5 separate regions of the Homo sapiens genome follow, and regions 2, 3, 4 and 5 are each linked to region 1. The links are chromatin loops, found by intact Hi-C in ENCODE. Cell type or tissue: PC-3. All regions are shown on one strand. Region 1 has its middle 160 kb from the start of HMHB1. Region 2 has its middle 5.8 kb from the start of MIR5197. Region 3 has its middle 28 kb from the start of YIPF5. Region 4 has its middle 21 kb from the start of MIR5197. Region 5 has its middle 100 kb from the start of NR3C1.

What was found. Hi-C counts contacts between places; a loop is a spot of excess contacts. Peaks named below come from ENCODE experiments on the same cell type or tissue, not always from the same donor. Only the 100,000 strongest peaks of a DNase experiment are listed, where the experiment ranks them.
Region 2: it touches region 1 in a loop (5-fold over the local background); 3 of 110 quality-filtered maps call a loop at or near these places.
Region 3: a loop joins it to region 1, with 7 times the contacts of the local background. A loop is called at or near these places in 9 of 110 quality-filtered maps.
Region 4: it touches region 1 in a loop (7-fold over the local background); 3 of 110 quality-filtered maps call a loop at or near these places.
Region 5: it touches region 1 in a loop (4-fold over the local background); 2 of 110 quality-filtered maps call a loop at or near these places.

Annotation. Positions count from the first base shown.
Region 1 is chr5:143,965,966-143,969,965 of GRCh38, forward strand. No RefSeq gene overlaps it. Among named protein-coding and RNA genes, the nearest start is that of HMHB1, 160 kb to the left of the region's middle. In PC-3, a CTCF peak has its summit at 2,268 (motif pointing left); a DNase peak (open chromatin) is centred at 2,306; H3K27ac peaks cover 1,983 bases.
Region 2 is chr5:143,683,687-143,687,686 of GRCh38, forward strand. No RefSeq gene overlaps it. Among named protein-coding and RNA genes, the nearest start is that of MIR5197, 5.8 kb to the left of the region's middle. In PC-3, a CTCF peak has its summit at 1,954 (motif pointing left); no DNase peak of the experiment used is centred here.
Region 3 is chr5:144,140,233-144,144,232 of GRCh38, forward strand. It overlaps the pseudogene RN7SL87P. Among named protein-coding and RNA genes, the nearest start is that of YIPF5, 28 kb to the right of the region's middle. In PC-3, a CTCF peak has its summit at 2,239 (motif pointing left); a DNase peak (open chromatin) is centred at 2,239.
Region 4 is chr5:143,698,766-143,702,765 of GRCh38, forward strand. No RefSeq gene overlaps it. Among named protein-coding and RNA genes, the nearest start is that of MIR5197, 21 kb to the left of the region's middle. In PC-3, CTCF peaks have their summits at 2,430 and 2,636; no DNase peak of the experiment used is centred here.
Region 5 is chr5:143,505,173-143,509,172 of GRCh38, forward strand. No RefSeq gene overlaps it. Among named protein-coding and RNA genes, the nearest start is that of NR3C1, 100 kb to the left of the region's middle. RefSeq lists an enhancer at 2,052-2,346. In PC-3, a CTCF peak has its summit at 2,341; DNase peaks (open chromatin) are centred at 2,249 and 2,829; H3K4me3 peaks cover 484 bases; H3K27ac peaks cover 2,203 bases.

The DNA of each region.
Region 1 (4,000 bases):
CCTGACAAGAGCAGGTAAAAGCCAACAATCTTCTTATGTGGTTCTCCATCAACGTGGTGCTTTGAAAAAAAAATTCTATTCCACTCCTCTCCGCTAGCCATTTTCCATTAGCCATTTTTGCTCTGTCTAAAGCTTCAGTGGTTCCCCACCTTGAAGTGGGTATTTGTTGCTTTCAGGACACTCAACAACCTTTTCCTCTTCCTTACAATACTTCCATTTTCATTAGGAATTTAACTCTTTTCCATTGGGTATTGTGATGAAATGGTAAATCTATGGGCCTACTACAAACTAAGGAAGCAAAAGAGGTTCCTGGAAGTTCTCTCTGAGGAATTTTTTCTTTTACTACCCTGGTTTGACTAGGAGACAGATAGGTGACTAGAGTTCAGCCAATCAGTCGCTTCCTTCTAAAATCAACTCTTGAGTTCTTACTGTAAAGACAGAAAAAAAAAAAAAAGGCTAGAGATCATTGACTGCAGGAAGTGGCCTCCTGTTAGAATACCATGACTGTATTCCCTACTTCCTTCCCATTTCCAAGTGTAAGTCTTCAATTTCCCATCAGTAGCTTTTTTTGTTTGTTTTTGTTTTTGATTCCTTAAGCATACTTAAGGCCTTTGCACTTACTCTTCCTTCTAGTTGACACCCTCCCCCTAAAATCTTTGGCAATGCATAAGTTAACTAAAAAGGTTTCTCACTTTCCCAGGCAATTATTTAGAATTATTCTAAGAAGTTAAATTATTGGAAGTATGAGAGAAATTTCAAAGCTAGTAACATAGTGCCATCTAAAATATTAAATTATAACACTGTAAAACATGGAATATTATATATCCAGTTCTTTAGATGTTATTTTTCCTGATTCAAGCTCAATATTCCCTACTATCTACATAAATTATGCCTGCAGGACCTAAGTTTTATTATATTTATTTATTTATTTTACCTAATTAAGGTGTTATTCAAATAAATACTCTATGTATCTTCTAGGCTTCCCTGTCCCTATGCCTCAGCTCTGCTATTTGTTTCATGCCAAATATTTTTATCTCCTTCTTTCCCTCTCTTTTCTATATATATATATTTCTAAATTAAAGCCCGTTTTTTTTCCTGCAAACCTTTCATGGCCAGCCACTCAGAGACGTTTTCTGAGTTCCCTGTGCACTTTATTGCTACAGGACTTAATACAAGATTGGAAGTCCTATTTGCATGCATATTTTACATCCCCTGCTAGACTATAAGCATTTCACTATGGGTGCAGAGAAGGGGTCTTTGTTTTTCCATCACTGAAATGCCTAACATTAAAATTTTTTTTTGGCTACCTCTTCTATGCCAGGCATTATTCTTGGTGTTTCAATTACAAAAGGAAATCAAGCAATGCTGGCTACTCTCATAAGCCACATGTGAAATGGAGAGGTTCTGTGGGTAGAACATATCCAATATTTTTACCTTTTAAAAAAATTTAGAACTGACAATCTAGCAGTAGAAAAATACATATACACCAAACTACACAAGAGAACTATTGAGAGAAAATAAATATTAAAGACAGAGGAATTTTATATAAGAAAATTCTCTAAAAGAGAAGGGGGTTGAGGTAAGCCTCATGGAGAAAGCATGGTAGTTTGTATATAATAATATTTAGTGTATATTTGTAAAGGAAAGGGATATGCATAAATGTATTTAACAAATTGCCTTTTGTTTAGTTTTGTGTTGAAAGAGAGAACAGTGCCTCAGATGATGCAGAGTCAGAGATCATCTCTCCCCAAAGTTACATTTTGGTTTTGAAGTATACTACATGATTTATTTACTGATTATTTCTGGTACATATTTCTCTGAAATCAACTTTAATGTCTGAGGAATATATCAAATGAGGAAAATCATTCTGGGGCTAAAATATACCATGGAAGATTCCCTTAGTGGTCAATTAGGATTGACTATTCCTAGCTATAAAGAGAAAAGAAAAAGAATATAGAAAATAAGGCTCTAAGTAAGTCTCAGAGCATTGGTCCTGGAGTGAAACCATGAGGACCATCTCTTCAACTCCATTTTCACAAGACCTCTACATGCCTTGTATCTGCAGATAGGCGGTGATGAAGAAATATACATGCTTTTGAGAGCTCAGCTGTTTACAAGGAATTCAGTGGATCTGAGCAATAGTAGTTTAACTTGAAATGCCAAGTTAATTTTTTTTTTTTTCTAATCAGAGGTAGATCTATCTTTATCTTGGTAGGTCTACCATGTTTATTTTCAATTGATCAATAGTGACACCTGCTGGCTCAGGAAGAGACACTTGCCTAATGTGACTATAGGACTGAAATAACTGTGGGAAATAGTGGATATAGTTAGCTCATCAATCCTAAAAACCAAAATGGAACAACCTTAAGACCAAGCTGATTATTGTGTGGAAATTCTCAAGATGATCACAAAAATGAGTCATTATTGGGATGTAGACTTGATGGTGGTGAAATATGATCTAAGACTTGAGTAATCCTTGGAGGAGAGGCAAAGTAATCCTATTCTAGCTGCCTCTCCTAGCCTCACTTCTGGATTAGGGACAGCACTTTCCAATCTCTTTTCCTACCTTTAGTCTGATTTCGCTTCAACACATCTTACGAAAGACCTAGAGTAATTTCATAATCACATTCATGCTCCAAAGCCTGAATGAAATTTATAAGAGGACAGGGAGATAATTGGTGCACAGTCACACTGTGACACACACTCAAATCCAGTGGCAGGAGCCAAGAAGCCAAAGCAAATGGCTCATCACCAGATATGCTCTGACAGGTAGAGATGCAGGTGCTCAGGATCAGAACTGACATGCTGCACAGTATAGCGCCTCTGAGGTGGCCTGGCAGATCTGTGGAGAGGGGCTCCCTCTCAAAACCCTACCCCCATGTTCCTATCCCCCTCAGTCTTTGTTGCTATTTTGAGTGCCTTTCAGGCTGCAAAGATGCCCTTGATTCCTCCAACTTTGCCTCCTTGATCTGTTTTTCCTGAGGAGAAGTGGATGCTCTGAAAGTACTTGTCCCAGTCCCCCTATTTTCCATTTCTTTTTAGTCATCTTGGAAGGCAAATGATATCAAAGTTAAGCTAAGAAGCCAATAATTCACATGTAAATTTGCATTTTAAATGGGAGCACCTTAGCAAAGTATGTACTTAACCCAAAGCATGCACATCTAATGTTCATTGTGCCAAGGAACAAGAAGGAGACATTCGGAGCAGGAGCAGGACCTTCTGGATGCACTGAAAATAAGTACATATAAATAAGAACAATAATCATAAGTCATTCTTAATACTTACTGGGCACTCACATGTAGGAGACATAGTGCTATTCGTTTGATTCCTCTTGCTGTGTAGAAGCATCACAACAATTCTAATAGGTAGAAATTATTATGCCTAGTTTATAGATGACAATACAAATGTTCAGAAAATATAAGTAACTTGTCCAAGGTTATACAGCAAATATTGATGAGTCTGAGACGTCAACCAGGGTCTTTCTGACTTAGACTCTATATACTTAATTATGCTCTACTACACTTTTTTTTCAAAGGCTGGCCTGGATCATCAATGACATCTAACTGTTTAGACTAAGAGAACAAAGATATGGTCTCCATAAGTAACAGTCCAAAGGAAACATTTTACAAAACAGGTAAGCTGCAAAGCACTGCATACATGCCAGTTATTATTACAAGAGGAAGAATGTGGCATCAAGTTTGAGCTTCTCTTTATAATTCTATAAGACAAATGAATGAGAGAGAGAGGTTTGGCATGACAGGGAGGTGAGAAAAGGTTATATCAACAAACATAACGACTTCCTTTTGTGGAAGCATGTTCACATGAACACAAAGTATCCAGGTTGGGTTTAGCTCACTGAAACACAGTGACCCTGTTGCTCCACCTGTAATGAATCAACACAACTTATTGGGTATTTGGAGTAACCAGCATTTTATTAGGTCCTGCATGTATATGACATCACAGTTCTTTTGTAAAACATCAACAAAAAGTTGAGTAGGTT
Region 2 (4,000 bases), 280 kb before region 1:
ATGCCAGTGCATCTTTATCATATTTGTAGTCCACCTGCTCTTTGTTTATCAGCTGTCTGTACACACATAAGATAACTCTGCATTCTCCTTACTTGAGTTGCATCAGTCAGTAGTGTCTTTTGTTACTGCCTAGGGTGAGCAAAGAACATTACCTATAGTGAATGAGGAACACCTTTGTTCATGCCACAAAATCCATTTTGTCTTTTTTAAGAATGCACCTCACTTTAAGTAAACTTAATATATGAAAATTTAGATTCCAGTAAGAAAATTCAAGTTTCACATAGCTTTTCAGGACCTCACTTGGCTACACAGAGCAGTGATTCTCAAGGAGGTTGATTACACCTCCTCAGAGATGCTTTAAAAATTTGTGGGCTGGGCACGGTGGCTCACGCCTGTAATCCCAGCACTTTGGGAGGCCGACATGGGCGGATCACGAGGTCAGGAGATCGAGACCATCCTGGCTAACATGGTGAAACCCCGTCTCTACTAAAAATACAAAAAAATTAGCTGGGTGTCGTGGTGGGCAACTGTAGTCCCAGCTACTCAGGAGGCTGAGACAGGAGAATGGCATGAACCCAGGAGGCAGAGCTTGCAGTGAGCCGAGATCATGCTGCTGCACTCCAGCCTGGGCAACAGAGCAAGACTCCGTCTCAAAAAAAAAGAAAAAAATTGTGGTGGCATTTTTGCTAGTCTGAATGATTGAAGTGATGTGACTGGCATTTAGTGAGTGGGCCTCAGGGAGGCTAGATAGGATAGTTTTATACAACAAAGAACTGTCCCAGCAGGCATCCTAGAGTCTCAAACTTAACTCTTTCAGACATAATAAAAAATATTGTATACAGGTTTAATATAGTCTAAATTTTTCAGGAATGCAACTACTTTATAAATCAAAGGAGATTGTATTTGATTTGTTTGGAACTTTACCAAGAGGTTTTCATCATTTGGGGGAAAAAAAATCACATCATGGACAGCAATGCAATAAGAGGTTTTCAAGTGTCCAATGTAACACACCTGCATCCATCTGCATTGGGCTGTGCATTCATGGTAATACTATTAGTATTAGTAATAGCAATATCCATGGTAATAAACTGTGTCTTTTTTTTTTTTTTTTTTTGAGATGGAGTCTTGCTCTGTCACCCAGGCTGAAGTGCAGTGGCGTGATCTCAGCTCACTGCAACCTCCACCTCCCAGGTTCAAGCGATTTTCCTGCCTCAGTCTCCCAAGTAGTTGGGATTACAGGTGCATGCCACCACACCCGGCTAATTTTTGTATTTTTAGTAGAGACAGGGTTTCACCATCTTGGCCAAGCTGGCTTTGAACTCCTGACCTCATGATCCACCCGCCTTGGCCTCCCAAAGTGTTGGGATTACAGGCATGAGCCACCGTGCCCAACCTAAACTGTGTCTTTTAAAAACTGTCTTCTAGTGTTGTCATGCCTGAGGATTTTACTGATGAAATGTGTTATTTTATTACAAATTACTTTTATCTCTCTTTCATATTATATATAGAGTACTTATTTTAAAAATTTTGTATTGGTTATATAATCTATAAATTTCTGTGTAGGATTGTAAAGAAACTGTTATTACCTTTTATATATACAAAGAGGACTTTAGGTTTTATGGAGATGAGAACCATTGGCCTAAAGCAACATCTGTCAACTATTCAGACAGAAACATTTTCCATTTGCACAAATAGAAGTGATTTCCTCTGTGCTAGATGAAAACAGTGGGGCCAAGATTTTCAACTTGTGTTATGGAAAGTCTGGAAAATGTGCTCTATTCAACAGGACTTTAATTTAGTCCGCCACTGATCAAACAATTCCTTTCTATGCCTAGCTTATTTTCATTCCAATATTTATTGATTCTATCACTGTGCTGGATATTGCAAGGATTAAACAACTCAGGGCCCTGACTATCTGGAAGCATAGACTGCCCTCTCTTGGAAGGCAATCTGCATGAAGAAAGGCATACTTCACAAACTTGGTACCCACAACTTTGACACCCAGGGCATCAAATGATGTTTCTTTTGATGAAAATTCTGAAATGCCCCTGAACCTTTCTTACAACACCATCAAGGTAGTTAACATGCAATGCTGGGGTTCTCTAAATCACAAATATCAGGTGGCCGATAAGGACTATATATTCTAAAAGAGAAGAGGAACGAATTGACTTAGAGGAGTAGGAGGAGGATGGGCTTTGGAGTTGGGTAGATCTGGGTTCATAGCTTGGCTCTACCACTTACTGTCTTACCTTGGGAAGGCTCAATTTCCTCCTCCCTAAAATGGTCATAATACCATCCGCATCACTAAGCTGATTTGAGGGTTAAATTAAGTCATAAACATAAAGTCATGGGTAGAACACCTGGCATATAAAAGGGACCAGACAAAATGTGTGAATCACCATCATCCCCCTTTCCTTGGGAGCTCTTAGATAAATCCTAGGACATGAGAATCAAAAGCGACCTTAAAAATGATCTAGTCAAATGCTCCACTAGACTACATAAATCTTCCTCTGTAGATTGTGAATGAAAAACTTCAAGCCTGCATGTTTTCTTCTCTTGATCAGTGTTAGCTAATTCTATTTTGGTTACCTAAATATCTTAAGAGTTGTAGAAAACAGAGATATAGATCAATGGAACAGAACAGAGCCCTCAGAAATAACGCCGCATATCTACAACTATCTGATCTTTGACAAACCTGACAAAAACAAGCAATGGGGAAAGGATTCCCTATTTGATAAATGGTGCTGGGAAAACTGGCTAGCCATATGTAGAAAGCTGAAACTGGATCCCTTCCTTACACCTTATACAAAAATTAATTCATGATGGATTAAAGACTTAAATGTTAGACCTAAAACCATAAAAACCCTAGAAGAAAACCTAGGCATTACCATTCAGGACATAGGCATGGGCAAGGACTTCATGTCTAAAACACCAAAAGCAGTGGCAACAAAAGCCAAGATTGACAAATGGGATCTAATTAAACTAAAGAGCTTCTGCACAGCAAAAGAAACTACCATCAGAGTGAACAGGCAACCTACAAAATGAGAGAAAATTTTTGCAACCTACTCATCTGACAAAGGGCTAATATCCAGAATCTACAATGAACTCAAAGAAATTTACAAGAAAAAAACAAACAACCCCATCAAAAAGTGGGCAAAGGATATGAACAGACACTTCTCAAAAGAAGACATTTATGCAGCCAAAAGACACATGAAAAAATGCTCACCATCACTGGCCATCAGAGAAATGCAAATCAAAACCACAATGAGATACCATCTCACACCAGTTAGAATGGCAATCATTAAAAAGTCAGGAAACAACAGGTGCTGGAGAGGATGTGGAGAAATAGGAACACTTTTACACTGTTGGTGAGACTGTAAACTACTTCAACCATTGTGGAAGTCAGTGTGGCGATTCCTCAGGGATCTAGAACTAGAAATACCATTTGACCCAGCCATCCCATTACTGGGTATATACCCAAAGGACTATAAATCATGCTGCTATAGACACATGCACACGTATGTTTATTGCAGCACTATTCACAATACCAAAGACTTGGAACCAACCCAAATGTCCAACAATGATAGACTGGATTAAGAAAATGTGGCACATATACACCATGGAATACTATGCAGCCATAAAAAATGATGAGTTCATGTCCTTTGTAGGACATGGATGAAATTGGAAATCATCATTCTCAGTAAACTATCCCAAGAACAAAAAAGCAAACACTGCATATTCTCACTCATAGGTGGGAATTGAACAATGAGAACACATGGACACAGGAAGGGGAACATCACACTCTGGGGACGGTTGTGGGGTAGGGGGAGCGGGGAGGGATAGCTTTAGGAGATATACCTAATGCTAAATGACAAGTTAATGGCTGCAGCACACCAGCATGGCACATGTATACATATGTAACTAACCTGCACATTGTGCACATGTACCCTAAATCTTAAAGTATAATAATAATAAAATAAAAATAAAAAAAGAGTTGTGG
Region 3 (4,000 bases), 170 kb after region 1:
GGGTGATTTGGGTGAAAGTATCACATCGCCAAGGTCCCCCTCACATCTAATTTGGCCATTTACCTACTAAAATTGTACACATTGTTCAAAGGGCTTCTCAAATACCACTTTTCCTGGAAGGGACCTTTTCTTCAAAGCTCAATAATTTATACTGCTTCCATTAGCATACCATTTCAATAGTAGTGGTCTCATGGACTTGTTGGCTTATCCTAAATGATAAATCCAAAAGATTCTAGAATGTGTATGTTGTTAATAAATGTGTATGTTTTCATTTCTTTAGCTATTATGGTTATTGTGCCAGTCTTATGTAGATTGTAAGCTCATTGAGATTAACGATCCACTTTTATTTATCTTTGTACCCAAATTAGGTATTTGTTATAGGCTGAATTGTCCTACCTCCCCCGAAATTCATATGTTGTAGTCCTAATCCCCAGGACCTCAGAATATACTGTATTTGGGAGATAAGGTCAACATACAAGGAATTCAGTTAAAATAACATCATTAGGATGGGCTCTAATCCAGTGTAACTGGTATCCTTACAAGAATCAGGAATTTGGACCCAGATACAGAGGGGAGACCATGTGAAGACACAGGGAGAAGATGGCCACCTGAAAGCCAAGCAGAGGCCTCAAAAGAAGTCAACCCTGTCGGGGGCAGTGGTGCGTGTCTGTAGTCCCAAGCACTAGGGAGGCTGAGGCAGGAGGATCGCTTGAGTCCAGGAGTTCTGGGCTGTAGTACCCTATGTTGACTGGGTGTCTGCACTAAGTTTGGCATCAATATGGTGACCCTCCCAGGAGTGGGGGGGGCCATCAGATTTCCTAAGGAGGGGTTAACTGGCCCCGGTCAGAAGGGGAGCAGGTCAAAACTCCCATGCTGACCAGAAGAAATCAACACTGCTGACACCTAAGCTCAGACTTTGAGCCTCCAGAACTATGAGAAAATAACAAGAAGAAATGAATTTCCATTGTTTAAGTCAAAGTCTGTAGGACATTGTTATTGTGATCCAAATAAACTAATACAGTGTTCAAGATTTAGCTCTTAAATAAATGAACTTTCTATGGAAGCCATCCCTCCCTGTGGGTTAGATATTTCTCCTACTTATTGCTGGCACTAACTTCTATCATATCACCCACTTATCACATTTCATTGTAATAATCCCTGTATTTATTATTAGTATATATTATATATTAATATATGGTATAATATATATTACATATGTTGTATATGTTATTATATATTATAATAACATTATATCTGGTGAAAGTGACAGAAAATCTGGTTCAAATAAGATCAAGCAAAATGGAAATCTTCTGACACTTCAGAAGGAGATCTAGCTTTGGGCATGTTTTGATTTAAAGACTCATATTGCATCACTAAGGCCAGTCTCTTTTCATCTCTTAACTGCCTTTCTTCACACTAGTGTCATCCTTAGACTTCATGTCATGGCAAGGCAGCTGCCAACAGATTCAAGCCTACATACTCCCAGGTCACTTGATACTCAAGTTTCAGCAAAATTCCCCAGGTTGCATTTCACTGGGTCAGGCCACACGCTTATCCCTGAAGCAATTAGTGGAAGCAAAGGATGCAACGCTCAGGCCTAGGTGGAATCCATGCCTTGCCAGGAAGTCAGAGGCAGAGTCAGACACCTGAAACCCAAGTACTGAGGGAGGGAGAGAGGGATAGGAGGTGCTTTCCAGAGGAAAATTGAGATCCAGGAGAAGGGAAATGGATGTTGGGTGGGAAATATCAAGTGTTCTTGATGCTTGTTTGTTGCTCTCATATGACTGTTAAGCTCCCAAGGACTAAACAATCCACTTTCTTTATCTTCTGGACCTAGCAAGTTCACTAAATATAAAATAATAGGCACCAGTAAGTGTGTATTGAATGAATAAATGCAGTAGATGCGGCACCATCAATGAAGCATGAGAAAGAGATTTCTGTTCCTGTTGCAACCAGGACAGAGTGGAGTTTCACTTGTCTCCAGAGTTAGAAAAAAGCCTGCAGCCTCACAGCCTGAGCCTGGCCTATAGAGGAAAATGGCCCTCTTCCCAGCAAGTAACACACAGGCAGTTTTGGTGAGACTGTGCATATCAACTTTGTGATCAAATTCTATCTGGATGTGGAAGAGCAGTTGAAAATGAAGATATAAACAAATGAGGAAGGTGTGACAACAGAAACTGTCCTAAAATTTTCTGTTCTTTACTTCAGTCGGCAAGTGGGAATGACATCAGATAGGTTACAGAACCACCTAGTGGTGAAAGAGCATCTATGCTGGTATTATAGTATAGACTTGTGAGGTCTGTGTGTATAATGAGCTTAATCTGCCATCCTGGGTGTGGGGGAATGTTGTGCCTCAGTCACTGAAGGGTCTAGGTGCCCTCCTTGGCTTCTGCCTCTTCTCCTACTTCTGGGAATGCTACTGAGAGCAGGGATTTGGGATAAAATGTGTCACCTATATTGGCTTTTCATCTCTACTTTGTTACAGGAGATGTTGGGGAAAAGAGATGTTGACATGACAAAGGAGGCTGAAAACGTTAGTGAAAATCTCAGTCCAACATGTTCTTCTCACATCTATCAACTCCTACTTTCCTTAGAATCTGTGAGGGTGGGGAACACATGAGGGACTTCCAATTTCTACTTCAAATACTTTTGTACTGTAGGAATCAATTTACAATATGCATGCATTGCTTCTGTGATAACAAAAAAGAGGAACCATTTGAAACAAAGAAATGGATGTCACTTCCTCAGGAGCTTTCCCTGATATTTGAAGAGCAGAGTGCAGAAAACCTGCACTGATCTATCTACAAATCTCCCACATGCATTTTTGAGGTGTACAGCTGGCATTACAAGCATAGACAGTGGCTTTGGCACTAAATGGTGCTAACTTTTTCAGATGGGAAGTTGATCCGTGGACCTTGTTAGCCTGGGAACTCTGATCTTCCCCCAGAGAGTCTTGCTTTGGGCAGTACAATACTACAGGCCCTTGCCCTTGCCCCTCATTCTCAAGGGAGGTGGCTTGCTGCAGTATTCGAAGGAAATGAGGCTGGCAGATGAAGATGACTTGGTACTTCATTCATAAGACGGTAGTCACAATTCAAAATGCAGTCGGTGGCCTAGAAGTGCAGCTCTTTATGATGTTCTACATAAAGAGTTCCAAAGGCTTTAGATCATAATACATACAGCAGAATTACTGATAATTAAGTACACAATATTTAGAAATGTATCATTCCCCAAAGCTGTATTTTGAGGAGGGTAATTTGTGACCTGATGGTTTGGAGAGGGAGAGACACCAGCTTCCAAAATACCAATTAGGAGAGTGTTGTAATAATACAGGGGCAATAACGATGACAATTGCCATGGCAGGGAAAAAAGCGTTTCTTTGCCAGCACTGAATCCTCATTGTGCCCATTACAGTGCCCAGCATAGTGTAGACCACTGATAAGCATTGATTGAATAAACATTTACATAACCTGGATGATTAACCATAGTACTGTAGAGGATGAAGGCATGGGTGAGACTTGAAAGAATACAGAAGACTTGCCTAGTTCAGAGATGTAAGAAGCTATGGGGAGAGAAAATCAAATGATGACTCTGCATTCTTGTTGGTTAGTGGTATGGATGTGAGAAAGAGATGGAAAGGGAGAGAGGGAAAGGGAGAAGAAGAGAGAAGTCAAAAGGGCAACAGGAGATAGGAAGGAGAGAGAGAGAGAGAGAGCAACCCACTGAGAGAGAGAGAGAGAGCACGCAATGTGAAGGGACAGACTTTCAGGGTAGAAGAGGGAGGAAGAGAGGAGTTCCACTGTGCATAACTTGACTTTGAGTTGCCAGTGGGGTATCTTAAAGAAATGTCTAGCAGGCAATTGATAATAGGTATTTGAGCATGAGTGTAGTGTTGGTGTTTGGGATATAAACTAGATAGATCTAACATGGAGGCAAAAGTTGAATCTGTAAAAGCAAACAAACTGTCTTGGAGGGCAAGATGTAAAGAGAAAAAACAGGG
Region 4 (4,000 bases), 270 kb before region 1:
TGGGACAGGACGTTAAATTATGGAAAATTTGAGAGTCATTGCCTCTGTATTTTCATCAGATAGCACAGGGTGTGACAAGTTCAGACTCCAGTCTCCCTCTCTCTGAAAAAAAACAAACTTTCTTGGAATTTTCTTCTCAAGTTACAGAGAACAACTTCAAGAGCATTGAGGTAAGAATTCTACTCCACACTGACCACTAATATCCTCCCTCCCATTCCCCAAAGTTAGGCTCACCCACAAAACTAATTTTAGTCTGTGGATACCTCTATCCACTGGTAGAAATTCTAGGAAATAAGTGTGAAGAAAACAAAAAATGAGCAGGATGACATGAAAAACTTATAGATATTTCTACATTCTCTAGACCCTTATGGCCTGCAAGCAAATAGTTTTCCTTACCATACTTCTTCGTTACTTGGTGTTTAGAATTAACCTCACCATTTTTCCTTTTGGGGGATAACTCTTTCTGTATTCTTAATTTAAGTACTTCAACAGAATTAACCACACTGCAAGTGACTCACTAGTGTAGACACCTGGCCTAGGCCTTATCACACTAGAAAATTGCCTTCTGCTAGCTTTGGTGATTGGCTTAGGGAGAAGAATTGACTCAGGTCTAAGCCTGCAGCTTCCAGGGGCACCATGGTGTACCTCAGAATGAAACAGACTCAGTGGAAGGTAGAGGGGAGAGAAGAAAAGCAAGACATGGTGAAATTACTTAAGTCCTGGAAACCTCCTGAACCCTGGACTTTTCACTTACATGAGCCAATAATTCACCTTTTTTGCTGAAGCTTATTTTGCATTCAGTTTTCTGTCTCTTGCAACCATAGGAATCTTAGTGCACTCAGAGGCAATGTTTATGACCTGCACAAACTGGTGAGAAGCACTTTATTGAGCCACCAATAGATTGGTCCTTCTTGGCTGACCAAACCTTACAGAATACAGCAGAAAAATGTCCAAAACTACTTTGGCAGCCCAAGGGGCAAGTACAAAAGAAGCACCGGAAAGTACCCCACTACCAACTAGAAGCCTGGACCTATGATGGGTCAGTGACTTGCTCTTGTGTTCCTATTTCTACCCTCATAAATTGGGGCATAGGCATGGCAGCCCTCCCAGGGACGAGAAAGGGATAGAGAAAGGCAATCCAGGGACCAGCATGGGTGTTGGCTCAAGCTAGACCCTGTCCCTGGAAAGTAGTCTGTAAATCAGACTTTGCACCCAGAGAACACACCGGTTTTAGAAATCATATGCTGAATTCCTTTGAAAAAATGGACAATTTTCCTTAATTTTTATTCTCAAGACCACACGGGACTATTCCCTTTTAGGTGTTCTGAAAATGAGGAAAAACTGTCTGGTTTTAGGCTTGCTTCAAGGATTAATGTCAGGTTTTACTGTGTTGTTTATCTCAAGTTGTCTTACCCTCAGATTGTTACTCAGCTTTTAGGAGGGTTTTTTGTTTGTTTGTTTGTTTTTTCCTTGGTGGTGGGAGGAACAGCAGCAGGAACGAAAACAGCAGCAGCCAGCCATGTACTGGGCATTACTTTTGTGTATGGCATATGACAAGCATGACACATATCACATGCATTCATATGCATGATCCTTACCACAAGGATAGGTGTGATTATTATCCCACTGTACACATGAGAAAACTGACAGTCGAAGGTGACAGCTAGTGTCTTTGAGAGTCAGGGATTTGATTCCAAAGCCAGTAAATACAACTCCACCATCTTGATGTGTATCTTTAGAAAAGGCAAATGAATATGCCCACCATTTGCTTAGCATAATACAAGCAAATGCAAGAGTTTCAGAAATCTAAATTTTCTACCCTCAGAAAATGCACATTCTAGAAAATGCATCAAGGCTTTATGTGAAAGTCAATTAGAAAAAATTACAAATGGCCTATTATTTAATCTAAATTGTTAAAGGCTATAGAAATTTTAGAAAATAGAACTTTCATGATGGGGTAATGATGGGTACACTGTGGAGGGGGTTGGGGATTTTATATGTTTAGATCATTTGGACTTTTGTTTAAATTTCTCTAATGATTAAAAGCTAACTGAAGATAGACATATCATCTATTTATTTTGCTTTCTACAGCCTTTGTTAGGAGTTTGCATAGGCTAATGCATACAACAAATAATAAATAGACAAATGCTAGCTGGCTCACTGAGATAATTACATACAATTATGAACTCATAGATCCTAAAGGCTATTGACTATAAGAAAAAAAGAGACTTTTAAAAGGCCAAGCAGATAATGGGTGTGAGATTCTGGGATCTATTTTTTTCCCCCCTCTCTTTAAGCGTGAAAGATCTTTGGGATATGACTTCAATCAGTCAGCTTAAAATGAACAAGAGTTGTTCATATACTTTGGGACAGAAAAATATTTAAAAAGTTTTTATTTAGTGATTATGAATTACTTCCACAAGGGGATGCCACCCTCTAAATCTATCTGACTTGTGGCACCAGCCCTGCCAAGCCATCCATCTTTTGACATTGTGAATGATAGCAAAATGATTCTTTTTCAGACTTCAAATGACATTTTAAACACAAAAGGCCAACAAGTACCACAAAAAAAAAAAAAAAAAAAAAAAAAGGAACGTTGTGGGATAAACCTGCAAAAGCAAACACAATGTGGTGGTCAGAGTTAGGCAGTGGATGGCTTAATCTTTTTCTCTGCAGGAAAAGTCAGAATTACTGGAAACTATATGGCTAAGCCCTGCTCTCGAAGCAAATTCCCACTTTGTGACTCAGTGAGCACACCTGTTAAATGGGCCCTTGAGAAGTGCTAGCACAGTGCCTTTCACTTCCATTCCCTCTATCTGACAAGGAGCAGCTTTGTTTCCAGCCGGAATTGAGAGTCTGGGAGAAGTTTATATTGTGGTTCCCAAGCTGTGGAATATGGCTTAAGAGCATGTAGTTGCATAGACTCTTGGGAAACATCTGTGGCTAAGTTAGTGTTTGCTTTGTATATGCAGAAGCTCATTTATGTGTAGGTGTGGTGATTTGGTTACACACACATGGTGCTGTTTAGCTCTTTTTCCATGGGTCTGTGATTATCATTTAAAGATAAGTATTTGAAGGGACAATTTAATGGTTAATGTTTCCTCCCTTTATACTGAGCTCTTAAGAATCTTTGATTTGGCACTTGTATGTTTTCATGTTATGACCTTAAATTAAATGCCAGAAGAATGTTTCAATAGCTGTTCTTTGGCACATAGCTCCTGATCAATGGTTAAGGGATTTGGGTCCATAGGTAGGTGAACTTGGACAAGCCATTTTACCGGTAGGCTCGGTTTCATTCAAATGACAAGGGGGATTGGGAGGGAAGGTTTGAAAAAAATGCCAACCCATCATGTCAGACTTTGAATAAACTGTAAGCTCCATGAGGATAGAGACCATAGCTACATGCACTGGAGGTTGGCAAAGTAAGTCCTGTGGGCCAAGCCATATGGTTTTGTATGATCCGCAAGTAAGAATGCCTTAAAATAGCAACACTTTATATAGGTATATGTAAGTCCTCGCATAATATCATTGATTTTCTCTCTTGGCCTGCAAAGATTAAAATATGTACTATTTGACCCTCTAAAAAAAGTTTGCTGAACTCCTGGTTTAGATCATCATTTTAATTTCAAGGTCTAGCACAATGCCTGATACAGGCATTAGGTTGAACTGAATATTCATTGAGTTATCCAGAATTCATGGTATTGATCATGAGGTGGTGGACACTATCTCACCTAATTTATTTAGAAATGGAAATGGCTGACTTGGTCAGGTGGCTAAAATGGAACCTGCTTAGAGGTTACTTAGATGTCAATGTGTAATGTGTTTGATTTCTGCATTGGTCAGTTACATTCTTTTTGTTCTTTAGCCACCAATATTAGCCAACTTTCTTGTAGTTACAAGCTGTTGATCCCAGCCTGTATTTTGCTGGGGTGCTATTTGTTGGTGGTTGTATCTTGCTACTCAAATAAGGACAGCAGACAGTGTACTTGTTAGAAATGTA
Region 5 (4,000 bases), 460 kb before region 1:
CACTTGATTTGCTCTTTGTGTGTCAACTGAATAACAAATGCACAGTGGAAGAAGTGATGTGATCGGTTTGGAAGAAGTGATGTGATTGGTTACTGATCATGATGTGAATCTGTTAAGAAGTGATTTGTGGACCAAAGAGCAAGCAGCTCACAGTTTATAGTTCATATATCATGGTTACTGAAATTTGAACTGTGTTGTTGAAGGGCTGGTGCTATTTAACTAAATTGTGGTCATTGAAGTTCATGCATAGTGGAACTGTGTAAAGCAAAGTGTTTTACTCTGTTTTATGCTGCCATAACAGAATGCCACAGACAGAGTAATTCATAATGAAGAGACATTTACTTGGCTGATGGTTCTGGAGGGTGGGAAGTCCAAGAACATGGTCCCAGCATCTGACAAGGGCCTTTGTGCTACATTATCTTATGTAGAAGGCAGATGGGCAAGAGAGGGTGAGCACAAGAGAGCAAGAAGGAGCTCAACTTGTTTTTATAACAGACTCTCTCCCATGATAACTAACCTGCTCCAGTGATAATGATCATGACCTAATCACCTCCCATTAGGTCCCACTTGCCAGCACTGTCACATACGAGATTAAGTTTCCAACACATGAACTTTGGGGGACACATTCAATCCATAGCACAAGGACTGCTTGCACATAATAGGGATAATTTGAGAATGTCGTGGGGGTACATGATAGAGATTCCCACTAAGTCTGTGGGTCAGAGAATAAATTCTTAGAGAGATGACATATAAGTTGAGACTTGATAAATGAGTAGTAATTATCTTATTAAGGGGGAAGTGTAGGAAAGATTGTTCCAGGCAGAGGGAAGGGTATGTGTAGAGCCCCAAATGCAAGAAAGTGCATGGGACTTGGGGTGGTAGCCATGGTTGTTTCAGGCTGACTGTGGGTGACAATCCAATTCCATTATCTTGACTCCCTCCAGCCATGCAGGCTGCTGCTTTTAGTTACCAGGCAGCACTGACTGCTGTAGCTGGGGACCTCAAATGCTCTGTTTGGGACATTCACCTGAAGAAGGTGAAGTGCAGTCTACTGCCTCTTCTATACCAAGAGTCGCAGTTGGGGCAGCTGGGAAAATCACCAGGAAAATAAAACCAAATCAAACAAAATTAATTTAGAGGATAGTTTATATACATAAGATAGGGAATACTAACGATTCAGATGCAAACACTCTAAGTACAGAATGGTATAAGACAGGAAGAAAATCCCTTTCACGAGTCACAATTCAGAAGGTCAATTCAAACCTTTAAGTGATAAACCACATTTCTAGTCAAGCTGAATACAGAGTACAGTATTTTATTTGCTAAAATCTGAATGGTTACTACGAGCCACCCAGCTTAGGTAACATACCCAAAATAATCTCTATGAATTCCCACAACACTCTTATGGGATAGCCATTATTATCTCAATTGTATAAATGAGAAAACAGTGGTTAAGTCACTATAAGGTCACAGAGCTTGGATCCAAACCTAGTGCTTATTTTACAGCCTGTGCCTTTAGCAACTATACCACCAGTATATTTAATCATAACTAATAGAAACAAACACAAATATTGAGTGATTACTTTTATTTTTTATAAGATAAACAGACCAAGAGAAATGCTAGTTAAAAGCATTTATCTTTAGAGCAAGAATGCTCCATCCTTGTAGAAACATTGAGACAAAAAGAATGCATAAGAGCAGCAGTTTTAAGAAAAGTTTGGTGAAACTAAGTGAAATTCCAGGCATGAGCAATCAATTTAAGATTCTATTAGGAAAGCAAAACAATGAGATTATTTCAATTATTGAGTTAACAATGAGATTTCACCATCTACATTCTAGCCATGAGTAAGACATTTATTTGAATCAGATAAGGAGATATAATGTCATTTGAAGGAGGCCCAGTACATTTAATAACAGAGATAAATGAAACTGACAATGATCTCATACTTTATAAATCTAAACAAAGGACCAAGGTTAGACACAGGGATCCTAGTGGTTGATGAGTTAGTTAAAATGCCGCTTTTTACCCTATCTATTGGAGACCAGACAGGATTTTTGTTTTCTTCCTCTAAACAAGGAGGTTAAGAAAGAATTAATCCAATTGCATTTAAAACAAAGTGCAGGAGCAAGAAACAACCTTGAACCTTCCTTACTCAAATAGCAGCTCTGTTGGTAATTTAATCACTAACTGAGTTGTGTAACTTGCCTATGACAAATGGTAAAATACCTACAATGTGGAAATCTGCCAGAGTAATTCCTTCACAGGAATGGGAGGGAAAGGCTCAGCCAGCTCACACTCATACCCTGCCTCCCTATGCTCAGTGTCTGAAATTGCTTCTGTATTAGGAGAGAATATGGGAACTGTTCTGGATCTCAGGAGAATGTGAAGTCACTGAAATGTTTTTGAATACCCACTTCCCTTCACTCCCCTTCCCACCCTACTTGGTACTTGCTGGCATGTGGCACCATGTGAGCTACAGGCAGTGCATAATGAAGTCTAAATGTTAGCAAGGAATGGACAGGAGATCCTGTGGTGTGTGATCTGGCTTGTCCTTTCTGCCTTCCTTGCGCTAATGTTTAGTTTCAGACACGGAAATTTTGAATGGGATCAATCTGAACTGTTCCTTTCTTTGCTGATAAGTACAACTTTTCGTTCTCCAGTCTCAGCTTAAGCTTCATTGTCTCTTGGAGGCTTTCCTAAGTCACCTGAACTACATTAGGACTCCTTGGCACACACTTCCACAGCTCCCTATGCTTTCTAGTACTAAACACACTTCTTCCATCTTCTCCAGTGCATCAGAGGGTTCACTGCAACATTTCAACACCCAGTCACAATGTCTGGCATGTTGCTTGCCTTTAGTCAATGTTTGCAGAATGAATGGTTGCCTTTGTCATTTTCTTTTTAAAAAGGTATTGTAGACAAAGGCAGTGGTTCACGCCTGTAATCCCAGCGCTTTGGGAGGCTGAGGCAGGCAGATCACAAGGTCATCACAAGGTCAGGAGTTCAAGACCAGCCTGGCCAGCAGTGAAACCCCATCTCTACTAAAAATACAAAAATTAGCTGGGCATGGTGGCACACATCTGTAGTCCTAGCTACTCGGGACGCTGAGGCAAGAGAATTGGAACCCGGGAGGCGGAGGTTGCAATGAGCTGAAATTGCGCCACTGCACTCCAGCCTGGACCACAGAGTGAGACTCCATCTCAAAAAAAAAAAAAAAAAAAAAAGGTATTGTAAAATATTTAAGACAAACACAAATGTGTAAATAAAAATATTACAAACCCCCACATATTGACTACAGATTAAGAATGAAAACAATATTGATACAAGTTTAAGTCCCTACTTAGTCCTCTTTGATCACATTCTGCTCTCTAGAGGCAACTAGTGGTCTGAATTTGGTGACTACTATTTCCATGCATTTCTTAATACTTTCACTACACATATATGTAAACTTATTGTTTTGCATATTTCTATAGTTTGTACAAGCATTATACTATATGTATCCTTCTGATATTGACTTCTTTCAAACTGTGTGTGATTCATGATTCATTCATGCTGTTGTATTTAGCTAGAGGTTATTTGTTTTCACTGCTGTGTATTTCATTGTATAAATGCTTCATTATTAATCTGTTTTCTTGTTGATGGGTTATTTTCTAAATTTTTGCTATTGCAAAATATTATGAATGTCCTTGTACTTGCAACACTTTTCTTCTTTTAGGTCACATTGTGGTTTCCAATATACTAGACCTTTTCATTATTCACCTGTCAAAAGTGACCTGCACAGGATCTCTGAAAGCTGTAGGAGAGATAGGTGATAAGCAAACCTATGCTTGTATGAAAATGGGTATCATTGGATTTACAAGAAGCAGTGTGGAACAGTGACATGAACATTGATCTGGGAATTCAACAGACATGGATTCCAGTAACCACTCAACTTCTTAGCAGCCACGCTGCACTGGGAATACAATGCTTCAGTTTTCATACTGTATAACTTGAATAATA